2 separate regions of the Homo sapiens genome follow, and region 1 is linked to region 2. A link is a contact called in ENCODE Hi-C data. All regions are on one chromosome and are shown on one strand. Each heading gives the region's core, a stretch centred on a gene start or an enhancer-like site at or near the end of the contact. The rest is flanking DNA. Distances are from core to core; before and after follow the strand shown.

What was found. A loop is a pair of places that touch in the nucleus more often than their neighbours do. Pooled maps may share reads with other maps.
Region 1: a pooled map shows a loop between it and region 2 (4-fold over the local background). The contact joins the promoter of GDPD1 here to the promoter of AKAP1-DT in region 2. A Hi-C loop is called at or near these places in 4 of 50 pooled maps.

Annotation. Positions count from the first base shown.
Region 1 is chr17:59,216,644-59,221,918 of GRCh38, reverse strand. GDPD1 (glycerophosphodiester phosphodiesterase domain containing 1) reads right to left here and starts at 1,408. Exons shown (of 10, transcript NM_182569.4): 1 at 1,168-1,408. The coding sequence starts at 1,309. RefSeq lists an enhancer at 832-1,382.
Region 2 is chr17:57,083,788-57,089,167 of GRCh38, reverse strand. AKAP1-DT (AKAP1 divergent transcript) reads left to right here and starts at 4,130. Exons shown (of 3, transcript NR_186437.1): 1 at 4,130-4,328. It overlaps AKAP1 (A-kinase anchoring protein 1), which reads right to left and starts at 3,922. Exons shown (of 11, transcript NM_003488.4): 1 at 3,770-3,922. RefSeq lists silencers at 2,876-2,965, 3,246-3,545, 3,586-4,165 and enhancers at 2,844-3,346, 4,386-4,465.

The DNA of each region.
Region 1 (5,275 bases), core at 159-2,658, 2.1 Mb before region 2:
ATGATAATGTACTTCCGTATTTATATTTCAAAACCTTTTTCCTTGGCCAATACTTGTTAGTAAAGTGATTATGGTACTACACCAAGTTTTAGACTGTAAACTCCTAGAAATTATCATTTCAAGTGTGTATTAAATTTCAAGCAAATTTTAAACCGGTTTAAGATTCAGCCTTAAAGAACAGTTAAAATTGATTGAAAATAATCCAATTTCACCGCACTTTATACATCATAGTTGAAATGCAATGAAGACACATTATTACACAATAATGAAGAAGCAAAGATTTGGCCTGTTATCTGGGAAATTAGAGGGTGGACTACCTGGGCTCCTTTTAGCAAAACACTTTTCCAAAAGAAACTTATTTTTGTTTTCTTTAAACAATACTGTCCTGTCCTAAACGAAATCATTTTTAGTCTGTTGAAAATCCACGTGTCTTTGCGTGTTTATTTATTTATTTATTTATTTATTTATTTATTGCAGTGTTCAAAAAAAAAAAAAAAAAGATGCAAGGTTTCCAGCCCTGAGGACCAGGACGCTGTAGCTCCTGTCTCAGTTCAGCCCTAGCTCTAATTGTGACCTTGGGAAATGTCCCTGGCTCGGGGGACTCGGTTTCCCTCTCTTCTCAATTATGAGTGCTCGGAACGTGGGGGTGGGACGGGCCCCCAGCACCGCAGACAAGGGGTTACAGCTCGTCCAGCTTCATGCAAATCCCCAGCCCTCCTCGTCGCCTCGGCTCTTCCCATCCACTCAGCCACTAGCTCGCTCGGAGCAGTGTGCTCCCGGTGCCCCCCGCGGGGTACCCTCGGTTCTGCACGGCGCTCCCCCTTTGTGTCTTGCTGCTAGGAAGGGACCTTGCGATCATCCTTCCATCCGCCGAGAAACGCTCCACCTACCCTTCATTCTCGACCGTGTCTTTCCCGTTTCAGAGAACCCCTCACACTGCTGCCCTCGAGAGACCCCCGCCGTGGCTCTGACCGGGAATCCCTCTCCTTCCCTCCCCTCAGGAGACCTTCCCTTCACACAGCCTTCACCTCCGGAAGAGCCCTCAATTCACACAACCCCATTCTTCCTCAAACTCTCAGGGATTGGCACCCGGCTGCCTTTTGCGGAGCCGCAAAGGACCCTCAGCCTCCCCCACCTCCGTCATCGGGTTCTGGGGACCCCTCTCACCTCCGCGGTGAGAGATGTGTTTACTGAGGAATCGCTGCTTCTTTCTCTGGTGCAGCAAGGTCGGGTATTTAAGCAACAAGAATGAGGTCACCAAGTATCCTCCTAGCGTAGAGAGAAGGTAAAAAGCCGCAGTGGACGACATCTCAGTCACCGTGTGGGAAGTCTCCCACCTCCGGGCCCTCTGAACTCCGCTGCGGCAGTAGCAACGACGGCGGCGGCGGCGGCTGCTCGAGGTCGGCTCGCCCCCAGCCGGTGCCACTGGTGCAGCGCACTTGTCGGTGCCGGCCTACTGCGCACGCGCAGCTGGACCCCAGCGCCCCAGCAACAAAGAGGCTCCGACGCGCAGGCGCTCTCCGGCTCCCGTGTAGGAACCTGCAGAGATCCTGGACTGAGCGTTTGTCACCTAGCTCTGTGGACGGACCCTCATGAAGAGAAAGCTTGCAAACCTGCCAGTGTGTTGGCCATCACTCAAGCAGAAAAGACTATTCACGGGCAGCCTTTCCTAATTGGAAAATCCACATCAAAAAGGAAAGATTCCAGGGCGCGTCTTATCCCTTGCTCTAGAAAATGCAAATAATTTGTACCTATGGAGGCGATAAAGCTTGCTAAAACACTAAATAAACTCCTCCGTTTATCTAGCCTAGAGAGAATTTCCCCTATGGTCGCATATACTAGAAAAGGTACTGGTTTATCAGTCAAATATCTGAGAGATCGGCCCCTGTCCTCCCTCATTTCATTGTGAAAGTGCAATCCTCATTCTTTGTACACAATAGGCACTGTAGAAGTATTTGTTGACTTACAAGTCCGTATAAAATAAGGAAACTTTGTTAAGGTTATAAGGTATTACCTAAAAGTCCTAGAAAGACAGATAACTAAGTTCCAGAAGGCCCTACTAGTTTTCCTTTTACCCGACAAATTACAAACTGCTAACACACGAAAAGCCACACACTTCAATGCAAAAGAAATAAATCACCCAGGACTGAGGGAGAAATTTTACGGAGAAGACCATATCTCCCACAGGACTAGAAAAGCAGAGTGAATATTTAAAATCCTGATTCAGCCGGGCGCGGTGGCCCACGCCTGTAATCCCAGCACTTAGGGAGGCCGGGAAGGAAGGGTGGATCGCTTGAGCCCGGGAGTTCGAGACCAGCCTGGGCAACATGGCGAAACCCCATCTCTACAAAAAATAAAACAAAATAAGCCCGGCGTGGTGGCGTGCACCTGTAGTCACGCTACTTGGGAGGCTGAAGTGGGAGTATTGCTTGAGCCTGGAAAATCGAGGCTGCAGTGAGCTATGACTGCACCACTGCACCCCAGCCTGGGCGACAGAGCAAGACCCTATCTCAACTATAAAAAGAAAATTAGAAGAAAATAGGGGGTGGCTGGGCACGGTGGCTCAAGCCTGTAATCCCAGCACTTTGGGAGGCTGAGGCGGGCAGATCATTTGAAGTCAGGAGCCTGGCCAACATGGCGAAATTCCATCTCTACTAAAAATACAAAAATTTGCCAGGGGTGGTGGCGTGTGCCTGTGATCCCAGCTACTCAGGAGGCCGAGGCAGGAGAATCTCTTGGACCCGGGAGGCAGAGGTTGCAATGAGCCGAGAAGGCGCCACTGCACTCCAGCCTGGGTGACAGAGCGAGACTCCGTCTCAAAAAAAAAAAAAAAAAAAAAAAAAAAAAAAAAAAAAAAAATTCCTTTAGTCGAGGTTGAAGTGAGCCTTGATGGTGCCACTGCACTCCAGCCTGGGCAACAGAGCAACATTCTGAGGAAACTTACAGGTTAAAAAATCATGTGTTCTGTTTAGGGCTGTTAAACTATTTCCTGTAGATCAACTGACGCACATAGTTCTATTTTTCAAAATATCACCTGATGACTATGGAAGCGTCTAGAATAAACCACTGTGGCATAAAAATTATTTTGAGGCTGGGCATGGTGGCTCACGCCTGTAATCCCAGCACTTTGGGAGGCTGAGACAGGCAGATCACCTGAGGTCGGGAGTTCGAGACTAGCCTGGCCATCATGGTGAAACCCCGTATCTACTAAAAATACAAAAATAAGCCAGGCATAGTGGTGCATGCCTGTAGTCCCAGCTACTAGGGAGGCTGAGGCAGGAGAATGGCTTGAACCTGGGAGGCGGAGCTTGCAGTGAGCCAAGATCATGCCACGGCACCCCAGCCTGGGCGACAGAGCAAGACTCTGTCTCTTAAAAAATATATATATATTGAGCTGAAGGCATTTAAGTTCCTGGAATCCCTTATCAACCTAAAATCAAAGGCTCCCAGAAGAACTTAACTGTCATAAATCTCCTCCCTGGGAACAATTCTAATCCTGTCAGAGATGAGAGACATTGTCACAAAAGTATGACATCTCATGGGTATTCTCCTAAGGACACATTTATGTTTCCAAAAAATCATTTCTTTTTCCAAAAAGTGCTTTCTCCCCAGCTTCTAAGAAGTCATTTGTTCTTCTGGAAGTACCCCCTACCCCTTCCCACCCGTAAATTTTAGATTATATATAAACCTCAAATTCTAACCGCTTTTTTTTTTTTTTTAGACAGAGTCTCACTCTGTGGTCCAGGCTGGAGTTCAGCAGTGCCATCTCGGCTCACTGCATCCTCTGCCTCCCCGGGGGTTCAAGTGATTCTCCTGCCTCAGCCTCCTGAGTAGCTGGGGCTACAGATGCGCACCACCGCGCCTGGCTAATATTGTGTGTGTGTATATTTTTCTTTTCTTTTCTTTTCTTTTTGAAAAGGAGTTTCGCTCTTGTTGTCTAGGCTGGAGTGCAATGGCACGATTTCAGCTCACCACAACCTCTGCCTCCCGGGTTCCAGCGATTCTTCTGCCTCAGCCTCCCGAGTAGCTGGGATTACAGGCATGCATCACCTGGCCCGGCTAATAGTAGAGACAGGGTTTCGCCATGTTGGTCAGGCTGGTCTCGAACTCCCGACCTCAGATGATCCACCTGCCTCGGCCTCCCAAAGTGCTGGGATTACAGGCATGAGTCACTGGGCCCGGCTAATTTTGTACTTTTAGTAGAGATGGGGTTTCACCATGTTGGCCAGACTGGTCTTGAACTCCTGACCTCAAGTGATCTGCCCACCTTGGCCTCCCAAAGTCCTGGGATTACAGGTTCATTCTTATATTTTCTAAGAAGACAGAACAACAGGAAAAGTATGAATTCAAAGTCAGAGTTCTGAATTCTTTTATTATTTTATATAATTTTCTTTTAATGAAGGCGAGAGAAGAAAGAGGAGCATTTACTTTTTTTTTTTTTTTTTGAGATGGAGTCTCACTCTGTTACCCAGGCTGGAGTGCAGTGGCGCAATCTTGGCTCACTGCAACCTCTGCCTCCTGGGTCCAAGTGATTCTCCTGCCTCAGCCTCCCAAGTAGCTGGGATCACAGGAGCACGCCACCAGGCCTGGCTAATTTTTGTATTTTTAGTAGAGACGGGGTTTCACTATGTTGGTCAGGCTGGTCTCGATCTCCTGCCTCGGCCTCCCAAAGTGCTAGGATTACAGGTGTAAGCCACCGCACCCAGCCTATGTATATTTTTAAATTAAAAAACAATGGCTTTAAATGTAGCAAGATGTGTTAAATACATATTTCCTATATATTGAGACTAAAATCTACAATTCTATTTGTCCAACGTTTCAAAATTAGTGTGTCTATGGAAATGTAATCAATTACACAAGAGTTTAGGTATGTTAACTTAATTTGTACTTACCTAATTGGTGATATATCACAATATACCACTATATTGCCATCTGATTGGTGATAACAACTAGATGGTGATAAAAATTAGATGGTGATATAGTGGCATATTGTCATGTGGATGCTGGTGAAAGTTACCATAGATTGGTAAGAATTTTTTTTTTTTTTTTTTTTTTTTTTTGAGACGAAGCCTCACTCTGTCACCAGGCTGGAATGCAGTGGCGCAATCTTGGCTCACTGCAACTTCCGCCTCCCGGATTCAAGTGATTCTCCTGCCTCAGCCTCCCGAGTAGCTGGGACTACAGGGGTGTGCCACTACACCCAGCTAGGTTTTGTATTTTTAGTAGAGATGCGGTTTCACCATGTTGGCCAGGATGGTCTCGATCCCTTGACCTC
Region 2 (5,380 bases), core at 2,881-5,380:
CTGAATACTGATAATTTTGACCAAACCTCTTTTAGCCACTGAATAAACCAAGATCTGGAAGGCCAACCAGCCTGCCTAGAATCACCGCCAGGTTTCAGCTCTGAGAGCTGCAGCAAGTCCCAGGCTCTTGTCAGCTAAGCCCAGCAGTGAAACAAGCCTCATCAGCCCTAGGTTATACATATTTTTACTTCCAGGACTCACCTCAGGGCCCTTCTTTGCTCCCAAGTGCAACTGGGCCTTAGTGACACCTGGCTCGGTGAACACAACCAGCCACCATTACAGAACAGGGAACACAATGTTTACCACTGACTGCTGCAAACTATCAAACCAAGCCGGAAAAACAACCAGATGGTGAAGACCCGGACAGAATGTGGACAAGGCTGCACCATTTAGTAAAATGAAAAAGTTAAGGCAAAGGACACCTTGAAAGCTATTTATTGCTGGAAAGCTAGTTCTCAGAATGCTGAATGATAACACACACAATGTTAACAATCTACTTAGAAAGCAGCAGAAAGATTAGGAGAAAAGCCCAGGGATTTAAGAATATTCCTTGGTTCTTCTCACAAAAGCCATCCAGAGGACCTAGTTTTAACTCCACACCCACGCTTCCTAGTTCCTCTACCCCTCAATTTGAATTTGTGTGACAGCCACTGAAACAATCCAGAATGACCTCCAGCTTCACCCTCACTGTTCTCAGAGGTGTGAGGATTAAAGGATTAGTGTGCTCATAACTCACCTAGCACAGTAACTATCAAGAAAGAGGCATCCTCTCAAGTTTAGCTCCCAGCTCCCCCACTACCTGTTTCTCCAGCCAGACTCTGTCCTACTTCAAACATGCTCACTGATGATGTTTTCCACAGCCCAAGCTTCAAATTAGGTACCAAGGCCAGGAGGTTCCTTCAGTGGGATGCCACATGTGATGGGAACTTAATGTTAAATGATCATAAAAGTGAAAACTGCCTGAGGTATTACACCAGGAAGGAACATGGAAGAAACAGAACTTGCCCTAAGAAGCAAGATTTAGGACTAAAATACACCCCCCACCATAAAGATGAGCAACTCTCAAACAGTATATGAGATGATTTCAATGGGACAAGATGCCCACAGGATCTACTACCTCCCCATAGTGGAAGAAAACGCCTGAGAATGACAAGCTGAAGGTATTAACTCATACCTGAAACAACTGACTTCCCCACAATAGGAAAACAGACCAAGCTACAGAAAGGCCCAATCATTCAGACTCACAGGGAAGATTAGGAAGGAGTGACCTAGGGGAACTCTACGGCCAGCTCTCTGGGTACATTGGCTACAAGCTGCCTGCTCTTCAAAGCCCTGAAATGCACACACAATCAAGTCATGTTGCAGGCTGGGAGCAGGAGGCTAGCCAGCAAAGCTTAGGGAAACCAATTCGTTTTTCCTCCCAAACAAGCTTCTGGGTCAGAGGCTAAGGAGAGGGGTGCTTTTAATAGAATTCAAGTCACTCAAGTAATTCAAGAGAAACAAAGTCAGTCTCAGGGATTGTTCAGGGAGGAGAGGGGAAGAGCAATGCTTAAGCACCTATCACAGTCCCCAGTATCACAAATATGATCTCCATTTGTCTTTAGGACAGGAAAAGGGAATACTGTAGAGGCTAACACCAGCCTTCCCCTAAAATATGGCTGCAACCCAGCCTATGTCCAAAGCTCAAGAATAATTTGGGTTACCAGGCAGCAAGATAAATTGCTTTTAAATATTGATGTTCAGCAACCTTACACTGGAGACATATCGACTTCAGCACCTGAGCAGGCCACTTACAACAGACACCTCCACTGTCACCCTGCAGTGGCCAAGTGAGAATGCATTTCCTAGAAACAACTGGGAGATGGGAGAGATATTCCTACAAGGAACTAGACCTAGACACAAATCCATTAGACCTGTCTCACTCATTGGCTAGGATCTGTTACCTGCAAGTTCTGAGCCATCATCTGACAACATGCATGAAGACAGAGCCTATTAATCCAGTAATGGACTCAAGCTTTAGTGATTTGCATGCCTGTAGGATCCAGAGGACCTCCTCTAACCTAGGGCCATATTTCAAAGAGAATACACCCAAGAATTATGCAGAACCTACAAAACTAGTTAGAGGTTAAAGAAAAGTTCAACACAAGTCAAAAGGTTCCCAAAACATAACTTCACTTGCTTCCAGTGCTCAGGGTCTTAAATAATCAGCAGGTGAACCACTTCAATGCCAAGATCAGAGGAATTATATAAATGATCAAGTCAGGCAGCCTTCTTCATTTCAAAGATGTTCTGTACCTTTAAGAGCAAAGTGGATGGGTGGTGCTAAGAGTCCAAGCTTTGCTTTCTAAATAAAGAGTTAAAAAAAAAAAAGGTACTAATTTGGGAAGGACTTAGCAGTTACAAGAGCTTGTAAGGCTACTAGTTGCCAGAATTAATAGCTTTTTGTGAACGGTGTTCCTTGATCAGTAACTAACAGATACTGTTGCACCAGGTCCAGCAGCCTAGATTTCACTGGAGACAAATCTAAACACGAAGTAACGCGCACTACAGTAGGGGAAAGATACCCAGGTTAACCTCACTAATTGCCCTGCGCATACACCCTACCCAGCTTGAGAGGCCTCGACTCGCACCTGGAGCGAAGTCCACCGGGTTTGTGTTAACGGCGGCAGGAAGGCGCCGCCACCCAGGACATCCCCCAGGAGAGGAAGATCCCGAAACGCCCAGGGCTCCCATGCCGTTCCGAGTCGCCACAGCACCGCCTACCACGATCAGCACCTTTCTTCTCCTATCCCTCCCTGGAAGGGAAACAGGAAGACCTTCAGCTAGGGCACAAAAGAGTTGAACGCCAGAAAGCCCGCGTTCGAGGCATCCAGCCACTGCCTCTCCTAGCACATCGTAACCCCAAAACTGGCGCGGTCCCTCCAGATCGCAGACCCCGGGCCCTGGGCCGCAGGCGGGGCCGGACACGTGACCGTCGGGGCCCCCGGGCGTGAGGTCGGCAGACACCCCAGGCTGGACGGCCTCCACCCCTCCGGACACGCCTGCAGGGGCTACGAATGCAAATTCCCCCCGAGACGCCCCTGAGCCTCCGACCTCCAGACCCCAATTCGGTTCGAACGGTCCCTCAGCCCGAAACACGGTTGGATCACAACCGGCCGATGTCCCGGCCCATCTTCCCAGTTCCCCTGGCTCGCCGCACGGAACTCCCAGGGGCTGCGCCGGCGGGCGAGCCGAGGGTGAGAAGTTGGGCGAGGCTCCAGAAGTGAAGGGGCAGCTCCGGCTCAGACTGTGTACACACGACCTTTGAAAAGTAAACGCCCGCGGGGCTGGGCGACCTTGGGTGGGACGCGCTCGGGTCAGCCTCGCAGGCGGGTGTGCACGCTCCGGTTAAGTTGAGGTGCAGAGAGGCGACCCGGGCGTCGCGCCCTCGCCCCCCGCCCCCGAGGACAGTGACGCGCGTGGGGAGGACGGCGCGGCCGCAGAGCGCCGCCCAGAGCCGCGCACACGCGATCTGTCAGGAGCCCGCGGGCAGACAACCGGCGGGGAAGGACGAGAGGGGGCGCAGACGAGGGAGGGAAAGATGGGCCTGCCTGACAGCGCGCGGCGGCCGAGAGCCCCCAGGACACCTCTGCGTCCGGAGCGTCCCGCCCCCGGGGTACCTGGAGGGCGCGTCGCACCCTGCACCTGCACCTCAGGCTCCCCATCGCCCCGACCCCGCCGCCTTCGGGTCTCCGGCAGGGGGTCCCCGGCGCAGCTGCCCCCGACCTACCAGCTCCTCGGCTACCATCGGGGTGCGGGATGCGGAGTCCGCGCGCCGCCGCCGGCCCCCGGCTGTGCCCCGCGGCCCGGCCCGCAGCGCCGCGCTTCCGCAGCTCCCCCACGTGCTAGCCCAGGCGGGTGGAACACAGAGACATTAAATACTGAAGACGCGCGGCGACGTGCCCGCAGCGCGACGCAGGCCCCGCCCCTCGCCCTTGTGCCCGCGCGCTCCCGAGCCCGCCCCGCTCACCTGCGCGTGCGCGCCGCCGGCCGCTCCCGGCAGTGCCTCCGCCGCGCCTCTCCCAGCTGCGCCAGAGGGGGCGCGGTCTACAGCGCTGGGCTAACATCCCGCCGCCGCCCGGAGCCGGGTCTTGCTCGCGCTCTCGCGAGAGAGCCGTCATCTCTCCGGTGCCCGGGAGAGGGGCCGGGCGGGACGGTACAGCAACCGGAGGAACCTTGATTCCCTGCCCCGCAAGCCCAGCACCGGTTTTGCCGCCTTGTCTCGAAGGGTCAACCAGGCCATCTCCTGCCTCGGGACGGAGAGCGCCCTGGAAAAGGCGGAGGGGCCGGTGAGGAGCAGGGCTTCCCTCGCTTCGGGGCTTTGAGCTTCCCTGTGACCGTCATTTCCTTGTAGCGTATAATTGGGTTGGCCATTAATAATTGCTCGATAACTGCATAATGGTGAAACCTGGTACCACTCAAATGCAACTTTCTTGCTCGTTTTCACAAGTCGATGTTATCGAAATGAAGCACTTTTCTCTGAATTGGTGTGGGTTTTGGAATGATTTTTGCAGAGATAGTCACGGTGAGTCACTATCTCTGCCAGGACCTTGGGAAAATAAATTCCTCCAAAATAAATGGAGAGGGTAGGGTTTTGGCTGTCCAGCCCTGCTGTCATCCTTAAAACAAAGTGACTTTAAATGAACATTTGTTTGGCCAAAATATAGAAAATAGATCATGCTAAGAACTAACAATTACTTGGGAAAATGCTTAATCTTCACTAGTGATCAAATGCAAGTTTAAATGACAGATGCCATTTACTATACCTAATGAGATTTAAGTCAAATTCATATATATATGAATCCCAATTGCATGGTGTGGTAGATGTCAGGAAGGAAACAAATAGGAAACTGACATAGGAAAGAAAGAAAAAGAGCCCTATTTTTTATTTTTTTTTTTTTGTGAGACGGAGTCTTGCTCTGTCGCCCAGGCTGGAGTGCAGTGGCACGATCTCGGCTCACTGCAAGCTCCGCCTCCCAGGTTCACGCCATTCTCCTGCCTCAGCCTCCCGAGTAGCTGGGACTACAGGCGCCTGCCACCACGCCCGGCTAATTTTTTGTATTTTTAGTAGAGATGGGGTTTCACCGTGTTAGCTAGGATGGTTTCGATCTCCTGACGTCGTGATCCGCCCGCCTTGGCCTCCCAAAGTGCTGGGATTACAGGCGTGAGCCACCGCGCCCGGCCAAAAAGAGCCCAAATGTTTTAGGTCCTGTGGTCAGAAAAGGCCTAAAATGAAATTTAAACTGAGACCCATTGGATGAGAAGGAACCAGCCTTGCAAATTGTATACGGGCATAAGGGTTGGAGGAGTATTCCTAGCAGATGCACAACACAGGAAAAAG